Regions from separate parts of the Mus musculus genome. Here region 1 is linked to region 2. The links are chromatin loops, found by intact Hi-C in ENCODE. Cell type or tissue: gastrocnemius. All regions are shown on one strand. Each heading gives the region's core, and the rest is flanking DNA. Links, peaks and the distances in the headings are about the cores only.

Region 1 (9,132 bases), core at 407-8,406, 170 kb before region 2:
GAATGATCCCCCAGGCTCGTACATTTGAATAGTTGTTGCCTACTTGGTGGAACTGTTTGGGAAGGATTAGGAGGTGTGGCCTTATTAGAGGAGGTGTGTCACTGGAGCAAGCTTTGGTGTGTCAAAAGCCAATGCCAGTCCCAGTAAGCTCTGTTCTCTCTCTCTCTCTCTCTCTCTCTCTCTCTCTCTCTCTCTCTCTCTCTCTGCTTCCTATTCCCGTATCAAGATGTGAGCTCACAGCTGCTCCTCCAGCCAACATGCCTACCGCTCGCCATCAATATGCCTTGCCACCTTAACCCTCTGAAACAGTGAGCGCAAGTAAACACTTTCGTAAGTTGCCTCCGTCATGGTGTTTTATCACAGCAATAGAAAAGTAACTAAGACAGTAAGTGATAATAGGTGCCCGTGGGCAGGTGTCTAGTCTAGAGGAATGAGAAGACCCAGCCAAGTCAGGAGTCCTCAGTGTTGACTGGGAGTGGAGGGATGGCTAAATGAGGTGTGTACAGTGGCAGATCTCACTTGGGCTGCACATAAGAGGCAATTAGGAGGGTGGTGGTGGTGGGGAGGGGGCTTTAAAACAGTCCTGAGCACAGGCACCAGCCCTGAGAGTCTTTCTGGCTTAACAGGTCTGGAAGGAGGGATGCTGCCTGAGCACGGGTGTTTCTTGTCTTCCAATCAGCAGTTAGGGTTGAGAGTTGGTGCTGCAGGGCAGAGTGGGAAGCCTGAGGCTTGGAGGAAAAGCTAGGATGCTGGAGGAGCAAGAATTCAACACTTTGCTCAAGGACCCAGTTCCCAGGCTTGCATTGAGTACTTCACCAACAAGTTAGTCAGTGGTAGAAATGGCCTGGGCAGTTAGAATCAGTTCACCCACTGAAGGTGAGAAAATGGTCAGGCCTTCAGTGTCTTTGAACTTGCCTAAGGGGAGATGAGGTAACTGCTTGCCACTGGATAAATACCTTCAGGACGCTAGGCTGTTGGGTGGAGCAGGCTGTGACAACCCACAGGAGCTATGCTAGCCTCAAGTGACAGACACTTCTTGAGAGTGTGAGGGTCAACCCTCTTAGGGTGACTATGGAATTAAAGCCCCTCGGTAAACATCCACACAGTCCCACGGAGGCCTACGTCAACTTACCCAAGTACTCTGCCAAGCATGCCCCATGCCAGAAGTTGACTCCACTCTGTCTCCTAAGTCTGAGGTCCTTCTGGTAAAGTGCGCCCTCTCACAAACAGCGCTTCATTTCTCCTGTCAGCACCCTCTTTTCGTCAACGCATGCAACATGTAAGCCTGGTCTATATTTGCTTCTAGGCTTGTGGTCTGCCATGCCTACCTGTCACTGTCATGGGGGAGGGAATGTCTTGTTCACAGATGCACAACTGAGCTTAACAAATGCACTGATTGCATACATTGAAGGGAATGTGCCAGAAACTGGGTACCCTACAACCTTGGCTTAAGGGACCAGTCATCTTTGAGCACCCAGTTAACACTGCCCCACTCTCTGCTATGTCAGTTGACCTGGGCCACTGCTTTGTTTCATTGAATTTTGTTTTGTTTTGTTTAAAGATTTATTTATTTTATGTACACTGTTGCTATCTTCAGACACACCTAAAGAGGGCATCGGATCCCATTAGAGATGGTTGTCAGCTACCATGTGGTTGCTGGGACTTGAACTCAGGACCTCTAGAAGAGCAGTCAGTGCTCTTAATGGTGATGAGCCATCTCTCCAGCCCCCTTGTTTTGTTTTGTTTTTGTTTGTTTGTTTTTCTCCCTAATTTATTAATTTGTATCTCATTTAATTAATTAATTTATTTCTGTCTACTGATTGGGGGATTCTCTTTTTGTTTCCCCAAGCCCTCAAGGTACCTTAAGTTACTTATTTGCAGCCTCTCCTATATTTTTTATGTATATTTTTGCAACTATAAATGCCCTGACAACTGTTTTCATTGTACTGAAGAGGTTTTGGTAGACTGTGTTTTAATTTTCACTTGAGTCTAGGAACTTTTTCGAGTTCTTTCTGGATTTCTTCAATGACCTATTCATTCATCAATCAAAAGTGTGTTGTTTGATTTTCAAGAGTCTATCTTTTTGGTTTTTTAATTTATTTTCATTATTTTTAAAACTGCGCGTGCAGGTGCTGGTGGAGGCCCGAGGTGTTGGATCCTCTGGAGCCAGACTGATGAGTAAGTGGCCTAAAACCGGGGATGGGGACTCTCCATGGATCCTCTGCTAAGCCTTTACACTGTCCCACCTCTTTTCTACGGTTATTCCAATCTTCTCAGACGTGTGGAGACTTGCTTTGTGTCTTAGAACAGGATCTACCTTGGAGAAAGTTCCAAGGATGCTTAGAGAAAGTATTTCTTTGCCCATCCCTACTTTTCTGAACCCTAAACAAAACATAATCACATCAAAATGTAATCAAGTCAATGAAACCAAACATCTCTGCCTCTTTCTAAGAACCTAGCTGCAAATTTCTTAATGAACGTTTTTGTTGTAGTCATTTTGTTTCTTGAGACAGGGTCTCTCCATGTAGCCCTGGCTGTCCTCAAAATCTCTATGTAGACCAGGTGGGCCTGAACCTCAGAGAAATCCACCCACCTCTGCCTCCCAAGTGTTGGAATTAAAGGGCGGGCCATCATGCGTGGCTTACACTTTATCTGTCACCGATTGAAGCCTGGGAAAAGCCAAGCTTTCTACAGAGCTCTTATTTTGTGCTTGTCACTTTCTGTCTGGGTGGTCACGGGCTACCTGCCCTTCTTCTCACTTTTAAAATCATGGCATGCACGCAGACTCCATGAAACAACTCTACCAGTGGAAGAGGATTCATGAAGATACCTTTACTCTCAAAAAGCAACATGAACAATTCTAACCAACTCCTAAGGAGAAAGTAGCAGCTACCTAACCCTACCCCTGGCACCAAGGGTTGGAAGCTGCCTACTTCTTGGGCAGTTCACCCTTGGAAGTGAATGGATATGAAGCGAGCAAGTGGCCAGGTTGTTAGAGTCTCAACCTTGAAGGTAAGCCCCGAGGGGTTACAAGAATGGAGGGAGAGTCTTCATTTTTGTTCACAGCCGAGAACTCTATGGGGTGCAGCTACCCAATGTTTGGAGTATTCCTGGGAGTTATCAGGGTTATTCAATATGCAGTGTGTCCCAAATGGGAGGAACTGCTATCCTGTATCTTTTGCTCCATGTCTCTGCAATATAACAAGCTGGGCTCCACTGTACTTCAGTACCCAGGCACACCATATACCAGGAGGCTCTAGGCCAGGGGCTCTCAACCTGTAGGTTACAACCCCCTGGGGGTGGGAGGGGTGACACTTTCACAGGGGTTGCACATCAGATATCCACATTACAATTCCTAACAGTAGCAAAACTACAGTTATAAAGTAGCAATTCATTAATTTTATGGTTGGGGGCTACAACATCTGGAGGAACTATATTTATTACAGGGTTTCAGCATTAGAAAGGCTGAGAACCACCGCTCTGGTCAACTAGATGCAGTTAAAATTCTGCCAGTACCCACCAACATAATAAGAGATGAGGGGGTGATGCATGGATCTTATCTTAATTATGACAGCATTCTATCTAAGAAAGTATGTATTGGATAAAGATGCCCAAACACACACACACACACACACACACACACACAAAAACCAAATTGTTGAGCGTGGTATAGTGTTACATTCTGTAACATAAAAGGGCAAGACATAAACTCTGATAGGTGGATGCATTCAGACTCTGCCATGAGTCTTAAAACTCTTCAGATGCCGTTATGTACAATGTTCTATATGGTAAATCGGCTTTCTCGCCCCATTCCACCTTCCTAACCCAGACTCTCTTGCACTGGGGTACTAGAAATGACTTAAAATGCTCATTAGCCATGGTTGTATGTCCCTGAAACAGAGACAGAAGCGAGAGCATCCGGAACATCTCCGGCCCAGGGACCAGTTTCTTGATTCCCAAGTGTGGGTGCTGCGCTTTCTGAGTCCATGGATCTTTCCCAGAAATCACTACACCTTGTTTAAAACTCTCCCTTAAATGTGATCATTAAAAAATGGTATTGTATGACCACATGTCTAAGCCAGGGAAAGTCAGGGAAGGAGAAATGAGGTTGGGATGTGTTCAGAATCTTTGTTTTAACCACAGCTTGTGCTTAGGATCCCACGAATTCCCCCAAATCTCCCAGGTTGGTGCAGCCTAAATGCGGGCTATTTCTAGGTATGTATGTGATTAGTACTATATAAGATTATAAAAGCTTTTCCGCCCTCAACGTTTACCATTTCCATCTAGAGAACGGAGAATTAGTCCGTGCCAGATACGCTGTGCGGGAGGAGCTGCCACAGGATTGGCAGAGGCTAGCAATGACTTCAGAGCCTCCTGCCGCCTCGACTCTGCAATTTCAGACTTTTCTGTAATGAGGTTCACAGCAGTAGTCCTCAGAAGGCAGAAGTAATGAGGAAACTGCTGTAAAGCACTTAGAGAGTTCATCAGATGGATATCCTTAAAGATGTACATACGATACCACAAGCAAAAAGCAGAGACGCTTTCTGCATCCTAAAGTCAGACAGGATTGGCAGACAGCCTGATGCATGACAGTTCTACAACCAGGGTGCAGTTAACGATCAGAGAGAGGAAACTTAGGGAAATTTGGGCTTTGTCCTTCCTTCATCAAAATTAATATATATTTTTTCCTTTTACTTAAAATGTCTTCTGTTAGAGCTGTAGAGATCACAAGCTGTGGCTCACACAACATTAAGAGTACTGACCTACGTGCGTAGCTCCCTGGCTACTACTGGAGGAAGGTGATGTATTTACAACAGTGGAGGGCAACACAGAGGGTCCTAATACATGGATCTGACCCAAAGCGTCACTCATGGTAGGCACGGTAGGCAAGCATCCTCCTGCTGAGCTGCACCCCCTGCCTGCTCTATGCTTCTGTGCCATATCTCTCAGTGCATGGTTTCCAGTAAAACATGCCAAGTGTCTGAAGGACAGGGCCTCTTACTGGGTAAGTGTGGTCACCTTAGATTTCGGTGTCCCTGAACAGTATCCACAGGTCAGTCTTTTCTCTCTCCCTCTCTCCTTGCCACTCAGAGGTTGGTTTGCTATTTATTTATAGTTTTTTTTTTTTTGAGACAGGGTTTTTCTGTGTAGCCCTGGCTGTCTTGGAACTTGCTCTGTAGACCAGGCTGGCCTCGAACTCAGAGAACTCAGAGATTCACCTGCCTCTGCCTCCAGAGTGCTGGATTCAAAGGCGTGTGCCAGCCACCACCACCCTGTAGAAGTTAGGCCCAGTTCTTACTCCCAGTCCCGTGATCCCAGAAATAAAGACTCAGACTCAAAAATATATCTATAAATACCTTGGCCATATAGCTAGGCTCTAACTAGATCAAAACTAAAATACCCTAATTAATTTAACCTACATTCTGCCACATGGCTGGTTGGTTAACTGTGCTCAGGTACCCTGCACCTGTCTTGTCACATCTTCCCAGGCTGATCTTCTGCCTGTGCTATCCCAGAATTCTTTCTGCCTCCCAGGTGTCCCTCCCACCTTCTATTTCCTACCTAGGCTACAAGTGGTCAGATTTATTATTGACAGGTATAACATCCATCCAGATGTGTAAGATTCTCTCTATACCACCCAGCACATGGGTACAATGTATCTCTTAAGGGTACAATGTACCATTCGGTGGCCCTTCACAGGTAAAGCCACCACCTGCCCTGCAAGGAACCCCAATCCCCAACTCTGTGTGTGTGCACACACTAAAGACTTGCCTTTCAAGCTGAGAGGTGTGGCCTGGTTTCTTCCCCACACTTTCCTGTGACCTGACATTGCTGATCTCAATGCACAAGACACAAGTGGAAATCGAATGCATGTATCCTTGATGGTGGGACATTTTCCTCTACGTTAGAGTATTTACGCCAATCAAACACTCAGACATCTGCTTTTAAATGAAATGCTTTCCTCGCTATATTACTGATGCTACCCACGTTAAAAGGGACAAACAACATCCAGTTTCTAGGCAGAACTTACGCGTCAAGATCGCATCTTTTCTATTACAGAGAACTGGCTATTATTACCACAGTGAAATATACTTAAAAACTTTCCGATCCTATAAAACTATAAAAAGAAGCAAGCTCACGGGCATTCTCCTGTTCCTCACTGCTGCCCCTGCCCCAGGCTGAATTCTAACTGTGGGGACTGTTATAGTCTAAGAATAAGCATTCCTTATCTACCAACCTGGAATATGGAAACATGCTGAGCGCTGATTTACACTAACACTGGGATTTTGGATTATTGTAGATTTTGTATTTGGGGACTAACGAGGTTCCTGTGATTGTCTAGTCAAAGGAGAGGGGGAGGGGCAGGGGAAAGAGGAGCTCTGGTTCTTAGCATTTGAGACGACGGACACCGAAACAACAGTGATGGCCTCCAGTGACTCACACCCCTGGGTCCTTTCCTCCACTCCATCCCTCAGGCTCGGATGCCTGCCTTGCTGCTTCAGCTGCCAGGACATTAGCAAATACTATAATCATGGGCCCAATGTCGCTGTTGCACTTGTGGGTACCCAGGGTGCAGTTGTGGCATGACTTTTATAGGGTAGCCAGTTGCCTTCTGATTGGATTTGGGGTGTGCTGCACAGGACAGAAGTCAGGCCTGGTACTCTAAGCCGAGCTAAGAGCCCAGACCTGAGGCGATCATAATCCCTAAGGTGGGACCTACTGTTGGGACTTTGCTAAATGGCCATGCAGCCAAGCTGTCTGAGCATTTAATTTAAACCCATAGTTCTAGGATGCTCTCCATGTCGGTAAAGCTGCTTCCCTGTGCTCAGCCCTAAATGGGACATCTCTTACCAGACCCCTGCCAAGGCTCAGGTATCACTGCAGAGGAGGAGGGGGAGGACTGGGAGGAAGGGGAGGAGGAGAGAGGAGGGAGAGGAGAGGGGGATCGGGAGGGGAGGAATTTAATGGTTCGAGGACAGGGAAGAGTACCATGAAATATTATCTTCTGGATAAGGCATGGCTGCTATACACACAGACTCATAGTAGCCATGGTTACCTGCACCAGACCTGCCCACAATAAGCCAATCCAAATTACAACATAGACTAGGGGTGAGCTCACAAAAGTCATCTCTACTGGAGGAGCTGCTGGCATTCAGCAGCTGCCTGGGGAAGGAGACACATTCTCCTCTGGAGGGTTGGCCAGAGGTAGGGTTGCCTAGGCTCCAGAAGCTGGCCAAGAGCCCATGCACACCCCGGCAGCGCCAACTGGGCTTAGTGAGCTATTTCAGAATAGACAAGGAGAACATGAAGTTGAGAGGAAGACGCAGTGGGGAGGATCGGGGGCAACTTGAGACATGAAGCAGGGGGTGGATATGACCAGATTTAATTGTATGACATTCTCAAAGAATAAATGTCAATAATAACCTTAATGCCAAACCCATTGAGGTCTGTGGTCCTTTGCGTCCTTTTGTATCTCTGAAGACCCATACAGAATCCTAGGCTAGATAATTTGAGGGTGACACCATTTGGAACCCCACAGACCAGGCCAGGCTTCTTACTGCTATATCACCTCTTTACAGAGAAGCCAATGGCTCACCACAGAGATCAGGCCATGTGTGACTCAGGGAACTGAGAGAAGAAAAACAAAAAAACAAAAACAAAAAAGAATGAAACCGTGTGTGGTTGAAGCCATGGATCTCTGAGGTAAATTTTCATACAGTAAAATCGAATGACAACTACCAGCAAAGCTCTGGAGGAATGGAGGTTCAGCCAGAACATGGTCCTAAAAGTACATGAATTTAATAGCTTACACAAAATTGCACAGACACCATCAAACTGAGAGAAAACTGAAAGTAACTTACCCCACACTCCCATAAATACAGCGAAGATCAGGGTTCCAAAACTGTCAAAGATGCACAATTTCTGGAAAACAGAGCAGCAAGGCATAAATAAATCAATTCCTCACTTATCAGAAATTCAGCAAATACGTAACACTTCGTACACTCTGCAGCCTGCAGTGTTTGCTGAGCCCAATGCTGGTTTAACAATCACCACACGTATGACATACCCACAGATGGAATTTCTCGCATTTTAAAAGCAAACAGCTTTCGCCGTCTGAGCCTTGAGTACATTTTCCAGTGGAATCTTCCCACACGGCGATAAAGGACTAGGCACATCTGCTAAGATTGCAGGCCGTTAAAGCCTCTTTTATGAGCTGTCAGAGTGAGTGGGAGAACGTAGCGAACGGCTCTAAGGATCCAGTGCCCTCTAAGTAAGTTTATGGTTTGCCTCTTATCAGTGTCTCAGTCCCCTCAGAGGATAAATTCCAGAAATATTCCTTTCCTTATTAAAAAAAAAATACAAAGCTGAGTTTATGTAGTGATGGCTCTCCTCCAGGAGCCTTCTGCTTCCACCCACCCGAGGAAGGCTTTGCATCTGTAAGCGATGATGAGGATTTTCAGTGGGATCAAGGCAATGCAGGTGCTTCTGCTGATGGCACTGGTACAATTACCAGAAAGGATTACTGTCTCACTGAGGCGGAGCTACCACGGCTGCCAAACTCCACCTCTTTGGTGATGGATACATAGCCTAGCTGCCTGCCTTTATGACTGGCTGGGTAAAAAAATCTAATTGACTTCTGTCATAGTTAGGGTTTTACTGATGTGAACAGATGCCATGACCTAGGCAAGTCTTCTAAGGAAAACATTTAATTAGGACTGGCTTGCAGGTTCAGAGGTTCAGTCCATTATCATGACAGCATCCAGGCAGGCATGGTATAGGTGGAGCTGAGAGTTCTACATCTTTATCTGAAGGCTGCTAAGAGAAAAATAGCTTTCAGGCAGCTAGGATGAGGGACTTAAAACCCACACCTACAGTGACACACCTACTCCAGCAAGGCCACACTTTCAAACAATGCCACTTCCTGGGCCAAGTATATACAAACCATCACAGTTACCATCTTTTCATTTGTGAGCACTTAAAAACTTCCTTAAGGAAGGACTCACAAAGTTAATGGCTAAGTGGGAGCAGTGGGTTCTGTCTGCCTGTTTTACCAGAGGCCATGGGAAGAGTAAAGGGGATAAGGGGGCCATGAAGAGGATCCAGGGGAACTTCTACAACTGTGACATTCAA
Region 2 (9,132 bases), core at 725-8,724:
AAGGCAGCTCTATAAATATTTCCGAAAAAGATACGGAGCACAGACTTTATTACTACCAAAGCTACAGCCGGTGGCAGCTGACAGTGTGCTGCTGCTGGTGGTGGTATGAGTGGGTCAGGAGAAGCAAGCCCCAGTCCTCCAAGGTGCAGGGGACATTATCACTGTTTAGTGGCATCCCGTGTAAGCAGAATTCAATCTGTTACTGGTTTCTATATTAGAAACTCCAATGGAAATATTTTTTCATGGGGAAGTATATTCTGTATTTCATCCTTTTTTTTTTTTTTTTAAACGGTTGCATGCCCCCTAAGGAATAATGGAAGTGTCTTATTCAAACTGTTCACTCCTGAAAATGAAAGTGCTCTGAAGAGGTGGGAAGAGCTTTTGTCTCCTGTTGGCACAAGACTTCTTTATCTTCTTTTGTATGTGTTTCGCTGATAGGCAAGACAGTGCTTCAGTAGAAGTTAGAATTATAGCCTAAAATATCTACTCAAACACAGTACTTTGTCCCCATTTTGACTCATTTCCAGTTGTGCTCAATCGTTGGCAGGCACGCTACTCCTTTCTGCACCGTGAAAGACATCTTTCGTCTCTTTGACCCTCTATTGCATTACCCTGGTGATATCTGTAGCCAGGAAAATGCTAGCATTTTCTCTAGCAGGGAGAGGAAGACATAAATATTTGATCTCAGATCAGCGATGTGTGTAATTGTTACTATAGAGAGAACCTTTGATTGCTGCCCAAATCTAGAGGTCTATTAAAATTTAATTTCTAGGTCTTCTCTTCTTTGCTCTAAAAATCAGAGTATTTCATAGTGTAGAAATTAACTCTTCCTTCCCTGTCCCTGTACCCACACTCCTCTGCATTTCATTGAGCGAAGAAATGCCAGTCGCTTAAAGATACGGGACTTAGGAATTAGAGAGCGAGTCCTTCAAAGAGTGCTGGTAACCTCAGGAAAGAACAACTAAGGGGGAATTGTGAGTTGTGAGTTTTTTCTAGAAATAAGCATAAAAAACAGAATAGACTATCGTTTGTATAACGTTTGCTTATTAATATTGCTAGCATTTTTTTTAAATCCTAGAAAAGCACTCTCAGGGCTGGAGATATAGCTCAGCAGTTAAGCACACTTGTTGCTCTTACAGAGAGGCCCTAGGTTCCATTTCCAGCATGCACATGGCAATTCACAACCATTTCTAACTCCAGTTCCAAGAGCGAATCTGGTGCCCTCTTCTGGCCGCCATGAGCATGGCATGCATGCTGTGCCCATGTATACACGCAGGCAAAACACTCATATGCATACTATAAAACAAGTCTAAAAAAATAAAGCACCATGGGAAAATTATAGGAATGTCTTAAAAAAAAAACTTGACAGGAAATCAGTTTATTAGCTCAACTTCAAAATTTTTTCTAAAGGAATGAACCGAATCTGGAAAACTAGTTTCATAGCAATTAGATATCTAGCAAAAAAAAAAAAAAAAAAAAAAAAAAAGGAAAGACAATCTAAAGCAATAGAAGTATAATATCCGAGGTTTTCCCTTTTCATACTTACAATTGTAAGTGGGATTTGGCTATTGGCCAGTTCATTGCATTATATCCAGATGAGTGAAGACGTAAGGGAGACTATAATCCTGGAGCTTAATTTTATTCATTATTTCCAAAGTCTCTCAGCTGTACTCAGCGCTACAGTGAGAACACAATTGGCCGGTCCACCTTTAGCCCTTTTCTGTCTTCTCCCCTTCTATAGGCGGGGGCTGGACTCTTAAAGGGCTACTTACAGAGCTTAGTGAGGTACAAATGTAAGTGGCCCAAGAGTGGCCTCCGCATCTGTTTCCAGATAACCCAAGACTGCCCGAAAGGTAAACGAAAGTAGGGTATATTTAGAGCATCCAGGACCTAGGATTTTCTTGGCATGCCTCAGTAACTGGAGAAGTGAGATCTCAGGAGCCGAATTGTAAGTTAGGAAATAAGATGCTGTTGTCAAGTGACCGGAAGTTCAATACCAGTTATATCACTTATTTGGTGTGAAAAGGCTCAAGGAAAGTGTTCAATGCTTGTAAGGATTTTTTTTTTTTTTTAGACAATGTGACTCAAGTTAGGGAAAAGGAGCCTCAGCTAAGAACATGACTCCATCAAATTGGCCTGAAGGCAAGTCTATGGAGCACTTTTTAAATTGGTGATTGACACGGAAGGGCCCAGCCCATTGTGGGCGGTGCCACGCCTGGGCCGGTGGTCGTGGGTTGTATAAGAAAGCAGGCGGAGCAAGCCATGGTGAGCAAGGCAGCGCTCTTCCATGGCTTCTGCATCAATCCTTGTCTCCAGGTTCCTGCCCTGACTTCCGTCATTGATGGGCTTGTGACACGGAAGTAAGTAAATAAGCTTTTCTCTGTCCTTGGCTGCTTTGGGTAGAGCTGTTTACCACAGTGATAGAAAGCAAACTCGGACAGATGGGACGCTCCCCAGACCGCAGCTTCCTCATCCATCTGATGAGAAGAACAAAGCTTTCTAGAACCGCTAAATGGAGCAGAGTCTGTAGAATGGAAAATGGCCAGAATCGACTGTTGATGACGGCCTCATTCTCATAATGATTTTAATCCTCGGCATTTGAAATATCATTCTATTTTAATCATAACGACAGCCGTGATAGCCTAATGGTTTCGCTGGGCATTTTTCTGGGAAAGAAGGCTAAGAGAATGTACTCTTCCGGTCTCTGTATTCTACTGACACCGCAACCTTCCAACACAGTGCTGTTCGATTCTGTGAGCCACCACAGTAATAGGCACACAGCATCCCTCGGCAGGTACCCCAGAGGGTCACTGTAATCCCGGGCCTGCTGTTCACGTTCCTAGCATGCTATGGTGGAGTTAGTCAGGTAATTGGGCAATGAGGGACCTTTTGGAGGCCTGAGCCATCTTTCTGAGACTGGCTTAATTCAATCATTATGGTTATCTATAGGTACATCCATTTTTTTTTTTTTTTTTGGTATGACATAGCTCTATTCTTTATGGGAGAAAAAGAAAAAAGAATCCTACTGTGTGTATATACCATATTTCCTTTACTTCTCCATCTGGGATTGCTCCGCCCCAGGTTGCTTCTATAACTTAACTACTGTGAAATGTGTTGTGATAAACATTGACATGCAAGTGTGGCATTTGATTTGGATCTGTTGGGTGACACCAAGCCTGCTTGGGTTACACGGAAGGTCTGTTCATAGTTTCTAAAGGGACCTGTAAACTGATTCTGTAGTGGCTGGACTAGCTTACACTCATCAATAACATAGATTGGCTTCTTTTTGTCTTTATCCTACTTGGTACTTACTGTCTCCATTCCAATGATTGCTTATTTGCTAGTTTAGTGCCGTTGTGTGCCATGGTACAGGTGTGCCGTGGTATAGGTGTGCTGTGGTATAGGTGTGCCATGGTACAGGTGTGCCATGGTACAGGTGTGCTGTGGTATAGGTGTGCTGTGGTATAGGTGTGGAGGTCAGAGGACCACTTGCAGAAGTTGGTTTTCTCCTTCCACTGTGTAGGTTCCAGAGATCAAACTCAAGTTGTCAGATTTGTCAAAGGTGCCCTGGTCCACTAAGCCAACTTGGCCATGATATAAGTTTTCTCAATAACTTGCCATTCGGACTGGGATAAAATGAGATTTCAATGTAGTTTTTATTTATAGTTTTCTGATGGGTGGTGATGTTGAGGTTTTTTTTTTTTCATGTGGTTATCGGTCATTTGTTTTTCATCCTTTGAGAACCGTCAGCTCATTTGATTGGCCCATTTACTGACTGAATCATTTGAACTATTGTTATTTGTTTTTGTTTGATTGATTGATTTTAGATCTTTATGTAGTCTAGATATTAATCCTCCATGAGATACATGGCTAACAAAGACTTCCTCGGTCTCTCCAGTCGGTTCATTATTTCCTTGAAATAAAGAAGAGTTATTTTATTTGCCAATTCCTGGGCTGATTACCTGTGCAGCTGAGTTCTATTACGAAAATGCTTGCTTAGGTCAATATCTTAAAATGTGTTCCTTACTTCTTCCTCTATTAATTTCAGAGCTGTAATTAAACAGGCTTTCATCTATGTAGAGTCTATTTTAAAAGTCATTTAAAAATTTTAAATCTCTCTCTCTCTCTCTCTCTCCCTCCCTCCCTCCTTCCGTGTGTGTGTGTGTGTGTGTGTGTGTGTGTGTTTGTGTGTGTGTGTGTGTGTGTGTGATTTTTATGTACACCACAAGGGGCCTTCAGAGACCAGTGGATATCACATTCCTTGAAACTGTTACAGTCAGTGTGAGCTGCTTTAGGGAACCTGGGTACTGGACCTTAGTCTTTTACAAGAGCAGTGAGTACCCTGAATCGCTGAGTTATCTTTCAGTGAGTTTTGTATAGGATAAGCAATAGGTATCTAGTTTCCTGCCTGTGGTTTTCCAAGCACCATTTATTGAAGACACTGTCTTTTATCACAACATGCATTTTTGGCATCTTTGTCAGAGGCCGTGTGGCTGGAACTCCCCTGGTTCTTATGTGAGTTCTTCATCTGTTCTGTTGTCCTGCATTGGTTTTTTGTTTTTTTTTTTGTTGTTGTTGTTTTTTCCTGGTGCCAGTTCCTTGCTCGTTTTGTGACAATGGCTCCTTCATCAAATCTGAAGCTTACCTTAATGCTAGCTGGGTTCGTTTTAAAGGACAACTTGACATAATCTAGGTATCACCTGGAAAGCAAGTCTCAGGGAGGGACTGTCTAGATCAGATTGATCTATTGGACATATCTGTGGGAGAGTATCTTGATTATGTTAATTGAGGAAGGAAGATTTGCCCATTATGGGTGGTACCCTTCCCAAGACTTGGGGTGTGTAGTGAATTTCACGGAGGAAACCAGCTGTATCCTAAGAATGTATGCGTTCATTCTGTCTGCTCTTGACTGTGGATGTGTCTAGCTACTTCAAGTTCTTGCCACCTTGGCCTTCCCAAATGGAGTGTAACTTGGAATTATGAGCTAAAAACGAACACTTCCTCTCCTAATTTCATTTTGTCGGGGCATTTTAGCACAGCAATGGCTAGGGAAATTAAGATAACTCAGTATACACAGTATCCTTGACAACCAAGGGATGAAGTGACCAAGCCAGTGGACATCTGCCAGCCTGCTGTTGGCTAACCCAGGGCTGGCACAGAAGTCGGATGAACTCAATGAACGTGGAAGCAGAAGCAGAAACTCAACATGGCCCCTGCAGCAGGAACTTCTGGCCACACCTGGCCTCTCTGATTCTCTGCTGACTGCCTGCTCAGATAGCCAAAGAGACCCACATATTTTACTTTCTCACTCTTTACCAAATCCTTGTATTACCTCTCCTTCCAAAATACCCAAATCAGGACAGGCCTGTTGAGATTAATCTTGGCTGTCAGATCGATTCTATCTGGAATAATCTATGATGCCAGCTGCTGGGCACAACTCGGAGGCTTGCTCTTCACTGGGGTATTGGAAGTGAGAAGACCTACCCTAAACATAGTGGCGCCTTCTGTTGGCAGCCAAGACAGAAGGAACCTGAGGGAAAGCTTTTGCATCTCCTTGATACCGGAGAGTCCGCTCCTATCTTGATTACGGGTTCATTTATTCTGCTGCTGCTGTCACTGCTGTTACATTCCCGTGCTGTCATCTGGATCAGCTTCTCCAGGCTTCTGGCTTTGCAGTGTGAACTGAAGATCGTCCCTCTTCAGGAACCCTCCAGGACTTCTTCACCAGGTTGGGCTGTGAGTGATTCTCAGCCACTCCGATGTACAGACAGCTAGCTGTTTCTGGACTAACCAGACTGTAGCACCTAAGATCAATCTAATAAGCCTCCCTTTGGATGTATTCCTTCTGTCGGGAAGCCTGACTGATACAACGGCCAAGCTCCTTCTACTGGGAGGCATTTTACTGCGACTTCCCCATTTCTAGCTGCTGTGTATAGGAAGTGTTATAGCAGGCACTATCCTGGCAGGACTCTAAGTCTGGCCAGTGCTGTGGAGGAGAGAGCCAAGTTTTAGACCCCTGGGATGTGGGTTCAGGACTGGAAGTTGCACATACTACAGCCAAACATGAGGCACACTGAGTATGATGTTACGACATAGGCCTGGCAAAGTAAAGTCTTGAAAGATGCAGCAGCCTCCAGTCAAAGCCTTGGGGACAATCAGACCCAACACATCTCCTAAGCCGGACAAGCCCTCTTCCCAGTGGGCCCAAGAACCACACAGATGACAATATAACATTGCAGTTCTTTGAATATGATATTCCATTACCTCTGCTCTGAAAGGTTTCTGCTAGGAAATATGTCAATAATCAAATGAAGGCTCTTTTGTACGTAAAAATTCTCTGCTTTTGGGTTTTGACTACTTGCTCATAAGGACTTGGGATTCCCTAGCCTAAATCCATGGATTTTACAGCTATAGATGTATACTCCTTTCCCCGGTGGCTTGCCCAGCTTTTTATCGCTGTGGCAAATATTGGAAATACATTATTTTAAAAACAGAAAAGGGTTTCCCCCCTCAAAATAAAGGGTTCAGTGTACGGCCCACATATCCTGTTGTGTATCATGGTGAGTCTGGATGAAGATTCCATTTGCTATGTGAGAGGAAGAAGAGAGCCAAATCCCATAACCCCCATCCTGGGCACACCCCCTAGACAGTCCCATTCATTCTTACCTTGTTATTTACACTTCCCATAGCATCAGGCTGGAGCCAAGCCTTTGACACATGGACTTGGGGGAACGTGCCAGTCAGACTGCCAGAAATAACTTGAGGTTGGAAAGGCACGTTTCTGGCTCATGGTTTCAGTCCATTGACCTTTGCCCCACTGATTCTGGGTCTATGGCGAGGTCAATCTGCAGAGATTACCTAGCTCAAGGCTGACTGGTGGGAAGGGAGGGACCATGAACAACCTCTGAAGGTACCTCAGGGTGGCTCCAGCTTGCCAAAACAGCACCACCTGCTGGAGACATATATATTCAACTCATAACCCTGGGGGGCGACAATTCACAAGCAAACCACAACTGGTGGCGTTCCTGGGCTAAATGATTGCCGCCCCCATGTTTGGTCAACGTTCAGCTGTAATTAATTTCTATATGTTTTCTTTTTCTCCCGACTGTCTCTCTATGTGGTGGTCAGGTTGCTAGTCTCTCGGGATTCTAGGGTTCTCTTCCCCTCATTTCCTTTGCTGTTGTGACTGACTAATGCCCATTCTCCCGTCTTCGCGCTCACCCGGCTTCTCACCGGCCTGCCCCAGTCTGCTGTGAAGCACCTTCAATGACCGGCCAGCTCAGTGGCTGTGTTCCTCAGCTCCGTTTCTGTTGGATGTATGTCCGACCGGCCAGCTCAGTGGCCGTGTTCCTCAGCTCCGTTTCTGTTGGATGCGGATGTTATGTCCGGTACAGCAATGGATGCGTGCTTATGATTCTGTCTTTCTGTAAGAATCTTTGTCGTCATGCAGTAAGTCCTTAACAGAGGCTGAACAGGGGCTGCTGAGATGGCTCAGCGGTTAAGAGCACCGACTGCTCTTGCAGGTCCTGAGTTCAAGTCCCAGCAACCACATGGTGGCTCACAACCATCTGTAATGAGATCTGACTCCCTCTTCTGGAGTGTCTGAAGACAGCTACAGTGTACTCACATATAATAAGTAAATAAATATTTTTTTTTAAAAAAAAGAGAGGCTGAACTGTAAAGGGAACTGAGGAGGCCGACAGGCAAAAAGTCTCGAAGGGTTCACTCTTTTTCTCTGGGAACAGAAAGGTATAAAGCCTGAAATGTGTGTCAGCTACCACACACGTTTACATATATATATAATTTCATATGTCATGAGTGAACCGTATTTATATCATTTTCATTCTATCCTTTCCTACTTCATCTTGGACTCACGACTTCCTCTCTCTACTTCTTGCTTTCTTTCACACACATATTCTTTCTTGCTCTCTTTCACACACACAAAGTCTCTCTCTCTCTCTCTCTCTCTCTCTCTCTCTCTCTCTCTCTCTCTCTCTCTCATGCACGAACACATGCACAAACGAGTGCATACACACATCTGACACAATTTAGTGATGCTCAGATGTGCATGTGGTAGACACCTGAAGATAACTCAGTATGAACAAAATCCAAACTGAGAGTCTGTATTAAGCCATCACCTACACAGAACAGCCTCAAATGTAGAATCAGGGAGCCTTTCAAAGGGAAAGAACACAGGAAAGCTACATCCTGGTTGTCAGTTGCAGGTGCAAGCAAGCAAGCAAGCAGTTTAACAAAAGCCAAAATGTGGCAGTTAGCTGGTATGGTCATCATAAAGCATCCTGGTCCTCTGGTCCTTCTAAAATGTTCCCTGAGGGTGTTGTACAGTATATGACTAACTGGAGACAAGCACGTTTTCAAAAAACGGAACAGAATAAAAAGCCTCTATGATCTGGACAGCTCATCACTCAGAAGTTAATATCTTTCTTGGTTTTCATATATATATATATATATATATATATATATATATATATATATATATATATATATAAACTTTATATATATATAAGTTTCTCCCTATAGGATGGGTGCTATGTCCATTGCCTTTTCACTCATGAAAGCATGCCTGAGAAAACAACTCACCACAGGGTAGGTTTTAGCTTGTGAATTCGGTTCCTAGACAGTTGGCTCTGTCTGCTTTAGACTCTAGTGAGGCAGAGCAGCATGCCGGGAGCACAAGATGGTGGATGCTAATTTCATGATGCTTAGAGCCAATCAGAGCTCTGGGTCAGGAACCACACATCCTCAGAGGCATCTTCAGGAAGCCACGCCCCCAGTCTGGTCCCACTTCCACAGTTGCAGTCCTTCCAAAGGTCTGATGGATTATGGCGCCATCGGTAGATGAATGAATCCTTTGATTAGATGAAAGCCATCACGATCCAGTTACTTTCCAACAGCCCACCTGTGAATATGGCATTGGGGACCAAGTCTTCAGTGAATGGGTTTTTCAGGGGCTATTTTATATCTCAACCACGAAGCACTTTGACACAATGGGGAGCAAAAGTGGACCTCCCTAGCTGCCTGGGCATCACCTATTAGAATGCTGTCTGTTACCATCATCGATCTTAAAACGAGGGAGCAAATTCCACTAACCCTACACTAATTCCTATCACC

The links. Peaks named below come from ENCODE experiments on the same cell type or tissue, not always from the same donor. Only the 100,000 strongest peaks of a DNase experiment are listed, where the experiment ranks them.
Region 1: it touches region 2 in a loop (3-fold over the local background); 38 of 42 quality-filtered maps call a loop at or near these places.

What each region holds. Positions count from the first base shown.
Region 1 is chr15:95,930,574-95,939,705 of GRCm38, reverse strand. Ano6 (anoctamin 6) reads right to left here. Exons shown (of 20, transcript NM_175344.4): 10 at 7,863-7,923. Among named protein-coding and RNA genes, the nearest start is that of Gm41389, 23 kb to the right of the region's middle. In gastrocnemius, for the core only: no CTCF peak of the experiment used is centred there; DNase peaks (open chromatin) are centred at 4,349 and 7,240; H3K4me3 peaks cover 1,003 bases; H3K27ac peaks cover 1,870 bases.
Region 2 is chr15:95,765,767-95,774,898 of GRCm38, reverse strand. No RefSeq gene overlaps it. Among named protein-coding and RNA genes, the nearest start is that of Gm6961, 19 kb to the right of the region's middle. In gastrocnemius, for the core only: a CTCF peak has its summit at 6,965 (motif pointing left); DNase peaks (open chromatin) are centred at 1,225, 5,142, 6,007 and 6,898.